2 separate regions of the Homo sapiens genome follow, and region 1 is linked to region 2. Evidence: chromatin contacts called from ENCODE Hi-C data. All regions are on one chromosome and are shown on one strand. Each heading gives the region's core, a stretch centred on a gene start or an enhancer-like site at or near the end of the contact. The rest is flanking DNA. Distances are from core to core; before and after follow the strand shown. Region 1 holds the start of RHOXF1-AS1 (RHOXF1 antisense RNA 1). Region 2 holds the start of SOWAHD (sosondowah ankyrin repeat domain family member D).

Region 1 (5,842 bases), core at 66-2,565, 280 kb before region 2:
AAAACCTTTTTCTCAAAAAACAAGGTACTAGGAGAGAAAAAAAAAACAGGCCAGGCACGGTGGCTTACGCCTGTAATCCCAGCATTTTGGGAGGCTGAGGAAGGCAGATTACCTGAGGTTGTCGGGAGTTTGAGACCAGCCTGACCAACATGGAGAAATCCCATCTCTACTAAAAATACAAAATTAACTGGGTGTGGTGTCGTATGCCTGTAATCCCAGCTATTTGGGAGGCCGAGGCAGGAGAATTGCTTGAACCCGGGAGGTAGAGGTTGCAGTGAGCCAAGATCGCACCATTGCACTCCAGCCTGGGCAACAAGAGTGAAACTCCTTCTCAAACAAACAAAACAAAACAAAAAACCATAAAGGCCTTTTAAATATACACACACACACACACATCGTGGATATTAGCTTTTAATTAAACTGACTTTTAGCCACTAAGCTCTTAAAAAATTCTTCTAAATCTCACTACCCTATTTTAGCTGGAACAAATTGCTGATATTTCAAAAATAACACAAATATCAAACCAGAAAGAACTTGATTTAGGAACCAAACCCAGGCTGTTGTGGTGGAAAAAAGGGCAAAACCTTAGCTACAGAACTGCAGTGTGGAGCACAGTTTGGCTTGGCTAGCAAAAGGTGGCCTTGTTATGTAAATAAAGCCCCTCAGGTAGTCAAAATCTTTCTTTTTTCCTGTTGATGGCTGTTTATCCTTTTCCCTTTTCCCCCCCAGCTGCAGGAATTTACCCAATGCAGAGGCGTTGTTCCTCACCATTTGTAACTTTCCTTCACATTTGATATAGTTGGGTAGAGTTAGTCAAATCCAATGGGAAAAAGACCAAAACAACAAAACAAACAAATAAATGAAAAAACAGTTTGGCAAAACAAACAAATGATCATACTATGTATACAATTCCTGAGCACTCTAATGGTAAGGAGAAATTAAGAGCTGCTGGTTGTTAATCTTAACTTTAGGTCATTAAGGAGAATTTTCAAGATAAAACCCCAATTCAGCTACTTACCTAGGAATGGAGTCCAGGCTCAACACTGCTCTCTACCAGCCTATAAGCAGGAAAAAAACTCCAACTCGCCTTCCCTGTTGGAATTGAGCTGAAACTCCAGAAAGGAGTTGCCTGCCCTCCATCATCATGGAAGCAGGAAAACTCACCTTCCTTGTTGAAAGTGAGTAAAACTCCAGAAAAGGAGTTGTACAGCAAAAAAAAACCTTAGATATCGACCAAATTTGGGGAGATCAGGGTGAGGGAAGAGACGGACCCTCTCATATTGTTTTATATTGTTTTATACTCAGTACCTGTTTTAAGAAAAAAACAAGGAAGTGAAACCAAGGGCAGGCAGCCAGGCACCAGACCCAAAACCAGAACTGAAACCAGGCCTGGGCCTGCCTGGCCTAAACCTAGTAGTTAAAAATCAACTCATGACTTAGCAACCGATGTTATCCATAGATTCCAGACATTGTATGGAAGAACGCTGTGAAACTCCCTGCTCTGTTCTGTTTCACTCTGACTACCGGTGCATGAAGCCCCTGTCACATACCCCCTAGATTGCTCAATCAATCACGACCCTTTCATGTGAAATCTTTAGTGTTATGAGCCCTTAAAAAGGACAGAAACTGTGCACTCGAGGAGCTCGGATTTTAAGACAGTAGCTTGCCGATGCTCCCAGCTGAATAAAGCCCTTCCTTCTACAACTCAGTGTCTGAAAGATTTTGTCTGCAGCTCGTCCTGCTACAAGGGATTGTCTGGAGGGGGGAAGTTCCCAGGCCTCAGCAAATCTGCCTATTGATTTGAGCAATAAAGATATCTCAAGCTGGTACCAAGCAGTAATAGAAGATTTGTCAAAGGTCAGGGGCACCTCCACTCAGAATCCCTTGGTGGTTACCAATTTGTAAACCAAAAAGTATCTGAGCTAGGTCTCAATTAACTTGGAAATTTTATTTTACCAAGGTTAAGAACATGCATCTGGAAGGCAGGTCTATGCCTTTTTCCAAAGAAGATTTTGTGGACTTCAGTATTTAAAGGCAAAAGGGCAGATATTGGGGGAAAAGGAAAAAAAATTAAAGGTGTGGGTAGATAACAGACAAATGGTTGCATTATTTTGAGTGTTTGATAAACCTTTCACTGAATACACAGTTTACATGTGAGAGAAGGGTAGAGGAATAGTTACTTATGCCTTTGTCAGCTCAGTGAATCTGCATTTTTACATTAGGAAAGCAATCAGATATGCATCTGTCTCAGATGAACAGAAGGATGACTTTGAGTTCTGTTCTTTGTCTAGAACCTGTGAAGATAAGCTATCAATTTACATTGTCAGGGTAAAATTCAACAGAACCATTTTAAGGTAAACATCTTGGGGCTCAAAAGGAATGTCCCAGTGGACAAATTGTGAGACATGTATGTAGCTTTTTTTTTTGTTTGTAGCTATCTTATTTAAGAATAAAATGGGAGGTAGGTTTGCCTGATGCAGTTCCCAGCTTGACTTTTCCCTTTGGCTTAATGATTTTGGAGTCCTGAGATTTATTTTCCTTTTACAAGACATTACCATTCCAAAAGAATGAATATGGGAGGCATAAAGTGGTTTCTTGTCCCAAGTAAGTTCAAAATTTAGCATGGCAGGGCCAGGTGTGGTGGCTCACGCCTATAATCCCAGCACTTTGTGATGCTGAGGTGAGTGGATCACTTGAGGTCAGGAGTTCGAGACCAGCCTGGGTAACATGGTGAAACCCCCCTCCTCGTCTCTACTAAAATACAAAAATTAGAGGGGCATTGTGGTGAGTTCCTGTCATCCCAGCTACTCAGGAAGCTGAGGCAGGAGAATTGCTTGAACCTGGCAGGTGGAGGTTGCAGTGAGCTGAGATTGTACCACTGCACTCCAGCCTGCGTGACAGAATGAGATTTCATCTCAAAAAAGTAAATAAATAAATAATTAGCATAGCTAATTCCATTAGATTTCAAGGCCTAGGAACAATCCTCTTTAGCTCAATGTTCTGCCATCTGGTCTTGCAGTGATCCACCAGCTTCTGTGCCACCCTCATAATTCACTCTTCCTTTTTCTTGAAGGCTAATGTGTCTTTGCAGTCTAGTAGCCCTGTCAGCTCATATCCTGCCTATAGATTTCCAGAAGTCCAACAGTCTTCCTTCATTTCATCCCATATCTATCTCCTTTACTCCAAGATGCCAGTATTTCTGTTGATATAACATTCTCAAAATCCTTATCAGTCTCGTGTGTGTTATGGGAGTCCATGTCATTAGACAAGATCCTTCCTGGATAAACCCATCTCTATTCCTGCCTTCAGCTGATATGGTTGATTGGATCCATGAATCACATATATAATCTCTTTAGCAAGATTGTCCAGCCATACTGTTGGCCTTCTCTTCAGAGTATGCTTTTGCGACAATAAATTTTCTAATTTTGGCATCCTTTGGAATCACGATAGGCTGAGAACCTCCAAAATCAAGTGCTAGTTACTTTTTGCCTAATAGTTCTTTCCTCAATTTATATCTTTCACATTGAAATGGGAGAGTTCACTGACCCCCCTTGCAGGGCCTGCAACAGGGGTGTGGCTCGTCTGTTTGGCCACTGCATGCTCAAACCCCTTATGGGAGGGGGAGCACGCATTTGAGCTAGGGCAAGCACTTTTGGGCTCTGGGCCTACAGCAATATCCAGGGATGTTACAATGCTCCTTTAGCCCTGCCATCCAGGGACAGCTTAAGTGTTAAACAGCTCAGTGCCCTCTTGGTACTGGGTTCCTGTCCAGCATCCAGGAAGAATCAGGTCACACAGACAAATTGAAGGATGGTAAATGTGGCGTATTTTATTGCTGGATGGAGGTGGCTCTCTGCAGGATGGATGGGGAGCTGGAAAGGGAATGGAGTGGGAAGATAATCTTCCCCTGGAGTTCAGTCGTCCCTTGGCTGATCTCCTCTCCTACCGTCCCCAGCCTAACTCCTCTTGATGTTCAGAAGCTCCTTCTCTTCTCTCCTTCTCTGCCACACCACTCTTCTGTTCCTCTGCTCTTCTGCTTGTCTGCTCATCTGCTTGTGGATCCTGGGGTTTGGAGTTTATACAGGTACAGGATACAGGGGCGTGGCAGGCCAAAAGGCAGCATTTGGGCACAAAAACAGGAACGCTTGTTCCCATTTAGGGCCACGGGTTTCCAGACTTGAGGGTGGGGCCTTTGCTGGGAAACCACCCTCTTCTACCCAGTATTTCCCTGTCTCCTGTCTGTATCAATATTACATTTTACTATAAGCAGCAAGGAGAAACCAGGTTATGAAGATAAGCTATCAATTTACATTGTCAGGGTAAAATTCAACAGAACCATTTTAGGGTAAAGATCTTGGGGTTCACAAAGAAAAATCTTAAGGATTTTGCCTGTAAATTTCTGCCAAATATCCAAGTTCATCACTTTCAAGTTCTGCTTTCCATGTGACTGAAGAACATAGTTCAGCCAAGTTTTCTGTCACTGTATAACAAGCATTGCCTTTCCTCCCATTTTCAGTAACATTTTCTTCATTTCTTTCCAAGACCTCTATACAATCAACTTTAATATTCCTATTTCTAACAACAGTCTCTTCAGGGCAATTTAGGTTTTTTTCTATCACGCTTCTCAAAAATTTTTCTAGTCTCTATCCATGGCCTAATTCCAAAGCCAATTCCACATTTTAGGTCTTTAGTACAGCAACATCCCACTTCTAGTTTCAAAATCTGTATTAGTCAGGGTTCTTTCAGAAAAAAAAAAAAAAAAAAACCAACAGGGTATATATGTATTTGATTTGTTTCAAGGAATTGCCTTAGATGATTGTGGGGTCCAGCTAGGTAAGTCCAAAATCTGTAGGGAACTTGGGAAGCCTAGAAACTCTCAGGTGGAAACTGAGGCTGCAGTCAGCAGGCAGAATTTCTTCTTCCTCTGGGCATATCAGTTTTGCTCTTAAGGCATTTCAACTGATTGGATGAGGCCCACCAAGATTATCCAAGACAGTCTCCTTTACTTAAAGCAACTGATTATAGATGTTAACCACATCTATATAATACCCTCACAGCAGCATCTAGATTAGTGTTTGAATAACTGGGTACCATCACCTAGCCAAGTTAACAAATTAAACTAACCATATCTATTCAACTAATTAAATATAGTAATACAACCAAATAAATGACATTTTTTTCCATGCAGTATTTCAAAATACTTAAGAGTAGGCAACATATTGGCCCAAGGTCAGTGGCTCTGAGGGTAGCTGGACCACATCAGTCAGAACTGCTATAAAATAAAATAAAATAAAATAAAATAAAAAATAAAAAAACCTTCTGGCTAACTGCACTTGCAAAAAATCAAGAGAAATCCAAGATACACAGCACCACTACAGTCTTCTAGCTTCAAATAGTTGTAATATGATTCACTCCTAGCAATAGAGTAAAAAGGTAAAGCTCAAGTTACAAGTTAATTGATATTTTCCATAGCATATACCATAAAGAAAGGTGAAAAATTCAGACCCTAATGCTGATTCTGACCAACTCTCATTTTCACCGGTTATTTTGCAGTCCCTCACTATTCAGCTGTGAAATTCATCTAAGGACATAAACTTAGTGTGTAATTTCTCCTCCGAAGGCAAAGTGGAAAGATATCAGAACTACACATTGACAGATTTAGTAATAGACTTAGTAATGTTGTTAATAGTCTTCTATATCCCTGACTGTCTGTAATAGAAATACAACTACTCGTTCTCTTTCTTCCTTTCCAGAGAAATGAGATCTGTGAAGCACAAAATAAAGACTAGAGGCTGTATTACATGAAGTTTGTCATGTAACAAGTCATTGCCTAATTAACATG
Region 2 (6,065 bases), core at 2,968-5,467:
ATCTAGGAACTGTTAGCCCTCCCTCCTTCAATTACTAAAGAAAAGAAGTTCATTTAGAAAAGACAAAGGAAGGCCAGGCACGGTGGCTCATGCCTGTAATCCCAGCACTTTAGGAGGCCAAGGTGGGCGGATCACCTGAGGTCAGGAGTTCGAGACCAGCCTGGCCAACATGGTGAAACCCCATCTCTACCAAAAATACAAAAATTAGCTGGGCGTGGTGGTGGGTGCCTGTAATCCCAGCTACTCAGGAGGCTGAGGCAGGGAGAATCACTTGAACCCTGGAAGCGGAGGTTGCAGTGAGCTGAGATCACACCATTGCACTCCAGCCTGGGCAACAGAGCAAGACTCCATCTAAAAAAAAAGAAAGAAAGAAAGAAAGAAAGAAAAGACAAAGGAAATGCTCTATTACACTGTGTAAGTGTGTTTAAGGTGTAGCTCCTGGAGACATGGGACAGGCTGAAAACAGCAAGGGGGTTTGGATCATTTCATGATTGAGAAGACCCTCATGGGTTACTAAAGGAAGGCAGTGTGGGCCAGGCACAGAGTCTTATATCTGTAATTCCAGCACTTTGGGAGGCTGAGGTGGGAGGATGACTTGAACCCAGGAGTTCGAGACCAGCTTAAGCAACATAGCGAGACCCTGTCTGTACAGACACACACACAAAAAAAATAGCTGAGCATGGCAACATGTGCCTGTAGTCCCAGCTACTTGGGAGGCTGAGGCAGGAGGTTCACCAGAGCCCAGGTGTTTGAGGCTGCAATGAGCTATGATCGTTGCCACGGTACTCCAGACTGGGTAAGAGTGAGACGCCATCTCAAAAATAAAAAATAAAGGAAAGTAGGAAAGTTTTGAGCACAGAAGCAAACAGGCCCACCAGGCAGAGATGGAAACCTGGATGGATGGGCTCAGGGTGGCGTTTCTGGGCTGTTTGTTAGTGGTGACTGTTTCTGGCTGGTGTTCACGGACTGGGATGAGAGGGCTGGGGAACGCGACAGTCCATTGCAAGGGCTACCCAAGCCTTCAGGGATACAGTGCTATTTTTAAAATGCACTGTTCTCCAAGGCAGCATGGGTCTGTAGCCAGCAACTGCTTTCCTGGCCTTTCAGGCTCAGTCAACCCTCCTGTAGTCTATTTAATTCATGCCATTTCTGAATGGGAGCAATTTTGCAAGCTACAATTTATGCATTAAACTTAACTTTTTAAAAAGAATTTTACGTAAGTGAAATATATATATTTATTGAGATAGGGTCCCACTCTGTCACCCAGGCTGGAGTGCAGTGGAATGCTTTACTCACTGCAGCCTCCACCTCCCAGGCTCAAGCAATCCTCCCACCTCAGCTTCTCTAGTAGCTGGGACTACAGGCCTGCACCACTACAACTGGCTAATTTTTGTATATTTTTGTAGAGACAGGGTCTCCCTATATTGCCCAGGCTGGTCTAGAACTCCTGGGCCCAAGGGATCCTCCTGCCTCAACCTCCCAAAGTGCTGGGATTACAGCTGTGAGCCACCACACCCAGCCTTAAACTTAATTTTTTAAATGCTGCTGAGCAGGTGTGGTGGCTCGTGTCTGTAATCCCAGCACTTTGGGAGGCTGAGGCAGGGGAACACTTGAGGTTAGGAGTTCGAGACCAGCCTGACCAACATGGCGAAACCCCATCATTACTACAAATACAAAAATTAGCCAGGCGTGGTGGTGCACGTCTGTAATCCCAGCTACTTGGGAGGCTGAGGTAGGAGAATCGCTTGAACCCAGGAGGCAGAGGTTGCAGTGAGCCTAGATCACGCCATTGCACTCCAGCCTGGGCGACAGAGTGAGACTCTGTCTCAAAAAACAGTAATAATAAATAAATGCTGCTGGCTGGGCGTGGTGGCTCATGCCTGTAATCCCAGCACTTTGGGAGGCTGAGGCAGGCGGATCACTAGGTCAGGAGTTCGAGACCAGCCCAGCCAACATAGTGAAACCCCGTCTCTACTAAAAATACCAAAAAAAAAAAAAAAAAAAAAAAATCAGCCGGGCGTGGTGGCGGGTGCCTGTAGCTATTTGGGAGGCTGAGGCAGGAGAATTGCTTGAACCCGGGAGGCAGAGGTTGCGATGAGTCAAGATTGCGCCACTGCACTCCAGTCTGGGTGACAGAGTGAGACTCCATTTCAAAAATAAATAAATAAATGCTACTGAGGAAAGCCCCATCTTGGAAAAAAAAAAGTGCCCGTGGGTGTGTCTCATTAGAGGCCACAAATCAAGGTAAATTACATGACTGACCGTGGAAATATCAGAAATGTAAATTTGGAAACTTTTGCCTTTTACCCCCAACCCAAGGCCCCTATATGACAACTCTTCTAGGATGAGGCTGGTGCCTGAGGCCAGACCATCAAAGAGCTCAGGACAGAGGTGAACTGTATGTTTCTCCTCAGATCCAAGTGGAAGTAGCTTCTTCTGTGCACAGCTCTGGCCATTTGTTCTGAGAAGGAGGCCCAGAGCCTGCCCCGGGGGGCACAACATCACGGCCATGGTTGGGTGACCTCTACCCTGCAAACATATGCAGTTTCTTCCTTTGTGGTTAGTAAGGGAGGTGGGGGAAAACACTGAAAGGACAGCCTTGTCATGTGAAAAGAACACATATTCCACTTTAATATACATAAGAAGTAACCTGTGATACATGAGAAAAAGTACCAGTAAGGCTGGGTCGTCTCAGGAGGAGGTTGTCAGAGGCTGACTCTACCCGCACCCCAAGACCCATTAATGGCCGAGCGAGGCCGGCAGAGTTAGGCGTTTTCTCTGCATTGGTGGTTTACAATCTTAACTCATTCTTCTAGCGAATGTTTCCTAATAAACCCAGCGCGTCGGCCTGCCCAGAAATGGCCCCTGGAAGCTTAACTTGCCCTCTCCCAAGCAGGACCACGCTCCCTGCTCCCAACTCCTTAGTCCTGTAGCTTTGGAACTCGGAGCCAGGCCAGCTTGGTCCTTCACTCTCTCTTGGTGAGGTGGTGCCCGAGTCCCCGGGTCCTCCAGGCCGGTGGTTACAGGAGACCTGAGACAAGTACCTGAGTCGGACCCCGACGTGTTCTGTTCCTTGCAGGCCCAAGCAGCGTCCAAGGCGCCTCTCCTTCGGTGGAACCCGGGACAACCCAGGACCTAGCCATCGCCACAGTGTCACAGCCCCTCCTAGCTCTCCAGTCTCTGTCCCTGTCAACGGTCCTGGAATGAGGGGAACAGATGGCGGAAAAGGCTATGCATTTGCGCCACCCGGCTGCCCGCGGTGTCCTTCGCCTTGGTCCGCGACGCTGCCACTCTCCTGCTTGTCTCCACAGCCGTCGCGCCCACTGCGCTCGCGGCCCTCCACGCAGTGGTGCCACTGCTGTTGTTGTTCAGGTTGGTGCACCCGCTGCCGCTCTCCATCTCCCATTCCTCGGCTCCCGACAGCTCCCGCAACCTCCAAGGCGCGTCGGGCCGCAGGTAGTGGCAGGCCCGGTGGCCGCTGTGGTCGCGGCGCGTAGCGTCAGCACCCAGGGCGCCCACCAGCACCTTGATGACCATGTCGTGGCCCTGAAGGGCCGCCAGGTGGAGGGGCGTGAGGCCGCCGCTGCCTGGGGCGCTCACGTCGAGCCTCAGCCCCCGGCGTAGGGCGAAATCGTGTACCAGAATGAGCTCCTCGTGGCGCCCGTGCTTGGCCAGCCAGTGCAGAACCGAGTAGCCGGTGATCGGGTCGCCCCGCAGCAGCAGCTCCGGCTCAGCCTCCAGCAGCTCCCGCAGCACCTCATAGCGGCCCTCGGCGGCTGCCAGAATCCACGCGTGCTCCCGCGGTTCCAGGCACAGCCTGCTGCTGCCCGGCCCACTCGGCCCGCCCAGCTCCTCGGCGCGCTCCTCCGACAGCCACCCCGCAGGAGCCGCCCGCTGCAGCCCCAGCAGTTCCCGCAGCGCTCCCCGCCGGCGCCCTGAGCCCGCTGCAGAGTGCATCAGCGTGCCTGGGAAGGGGTGCTCCCGGGAGGCGGCGGCTGCGGCTTTGCCCCAGTACCTGCCCAGGCTACCAGTGTCCGCTCTCGAGGGGCGGGGCTGCGGGGCGCACCGCAGGCTCTGCGAGGTCGGCGCGAGAGAGGCCGTGGGTGCCCGGTTCGCGGCCCCTCCGAGCTGGGCCATGGTCTTGAAGCTGCCGCCGCGGCCGTCCCAGTGTCCAGCGTTAGCTGCCCTTCCCGGGCCCCAACGGGAGAGGAACTGGCGCTGGCGTTGGGGAAGGAAGCTGCTTGAGCAATTGGGTTCGGAGGGAGGGAGCAAAGGAGAGGAGGAGGAGGAGGAGGAGGAGGAGGGAGGGAGCTAGGGGAGGGCCCCCGCGCAGGCCTTGGGGGGCGTGGAGGGGTGTGAGCTCCAGCCAAGTCCCCAGGGCAAGCCCAGCTCCACTTCCCTGGGTACCGCCGCCTCTGCAGCTCCCCCGGGTCGCGGGCGGTCCCACCCCAAACGGCCAGGTGAGCTCGGCAGCCCCGCCTCCAGCACCGAAGGGCGGGCGCGGGGACTGGCTGGGAGCTCGCCTGCGGCCCTGGAAGCCGCGGTTCTCAGCATCCCAGCCGGGGCTAGAGTGTAGAGGCGCGAGGGCGCCCCTTCCGCAGCGGGCCGAGCTCGGCTTCCAGCCACGGTCTCCCAAAGCGCGGTCCTGGAGCTCCGAGGCTCTGGCTCCCCGCCCCCTTCCTTCGCCCTTCCCTCTTATCTCTTCAGGAGTCTCCCTGCACTTTGTCCCGGAGTTGCCATTGTCCCGCGCCTAGCATTCACGCAGGCAGCTCGACTGCCCCATGTGACTGGCTCGTCTGCCTGCCTTGCCCTTTGTGTGGCCTTGACCCTCGCCGCAGCACCCGGGGCTGCCCAGGATTCCAGCAGAGAAGCCCAAGACCAGGGTCCAGGCTGACGCTCTTCCAGGGAACTCAGGAGGGATATTCCCCTTCTGCACCGCCCTCTCTGTCCTGCTCTCCACCCTCTTCCCTCCCGTCAATTTTCCCAGGTTGGCTTGGAGAAGCAGCTACAGGTGAATCTGAGCCGGCGCCGCAGGAGCGCCCTGTTCTCTTTAGAGATGCATCCCTGCTCTCTCCCCAGGGCCCCGCTTTCTACAAATTCAAAGCTTAGGGGCTTTTTAAAAAAGGATATTTTTTCTTTTTCACTCCTAATACCAGCGTACTCTTTGCTCTTCCCTTCCCTTAGTAAATAGTGGTTCTTGCCTCCACACCCCCAGCATCTTAAGGAGCTCAGTCAGTGAGCAACGGGGAGCCATAGAAGATTGTTGAGCCGGGGAGAGACACAGCCATGATGGAGGTTGTGTTAAAAAGGTGATTTGGGAGGTGCAGAGGCAGGAAGTCGGAAGACTGTTCCAGCAGTCTAGGCCAAGGGGGATGGAGGCTCAGGCCAAATCAGCCCACTCCCTCGGGGCCACCTGTGGCAGCAGTGATAGAAGGTATCGGAAGCTTTTCTTCCTTGGCCCTCACGTATTTGGAACAAGTCCTAAATATCTAGAGCTTTCCTTCAGAACAGTTTATGCATTTGTAATTTGGTTTTGAACATTTACTATGTGCCAGGCACTGTGCTTGTTGCGTTATATATGTTAACTCTTTTAATCCTCCCAGTGACCTCAAGTGCTGGGAATCATTACTGTCCCCAGTTTGCAGAGAGGTTAGGCTACTTGCTCAAGGTCACCCAGCAGGAAGTGGCAGAGCAGGTCTGTGCGACACCATAGCCTTTGTTCTGGTACACAGGAACTGGCATTCAAGCCTGGCTTATCAACTGCAAATCACATACAAGCCCCAAATTCCAGCCAAAAGGATAGACTTGTAACGTGAGCGTATCTATAACTTACACTCCTCTGCCTGGAAGAGCTTCTATGTAGTGAAGTTCTTTTCTTTCAAGGTTGCGCTTAGTTTCCACCTCTAGCAAGCCTCCTCTGATTATCCCAGCCCAAAGTGATCCCTCTCTTTCCCCAGCCCTGTGTTTCTGCTACTTCTTTGGCCCCAAGACTGCCTTGTGTTACATCTCTCTCCCCTTGCTCTCATATGCCAATTAAACTATAAACTCTTGGACAGCTATGTCAT

What was found. A loop is a pair of places that touch in the nucleus more often than their neighbours do.
Region 1: a map with no recorded cell type shows a loop between it and region 2 (5-fold over the local background). The contact joins the promoter of RHOXF1-AS1 here to the promoter of SOWAHD in region 2. A Hi-C loop is called at or near these places in 1 of 37 single-sample maps with no recorded cell type.

The regions. Positions count from the first base shown.
Region 1 is chrX:120,031,709-120,037,550 of GRCh38, reverse strand. RHOXF1-AS1 (RHOXF1 antisense RNA 1) reads right to left here and starts at 1,315. Exons shown (of 5, transcript NR_131238.1): 1 at 1,019-1,315.
Region 2 is chrX:119,756,740-119,762,804 of GRCh38, reverse strand. It overlaps SOWAHD (sosondowah ankyrin repeat domain family member D), which reads right to left and starts at 4,217. Exons shown (of 1, transcript NM_001105576.3): 1 at 2,603-4,217. The coding sequence starts at 4,137. The coding sequence ends at 3,190. RefSeq lists enhancers at 2,207-2,276, 2,287-2,356 and silencers at 3,908-4,207, 4,318-4,467.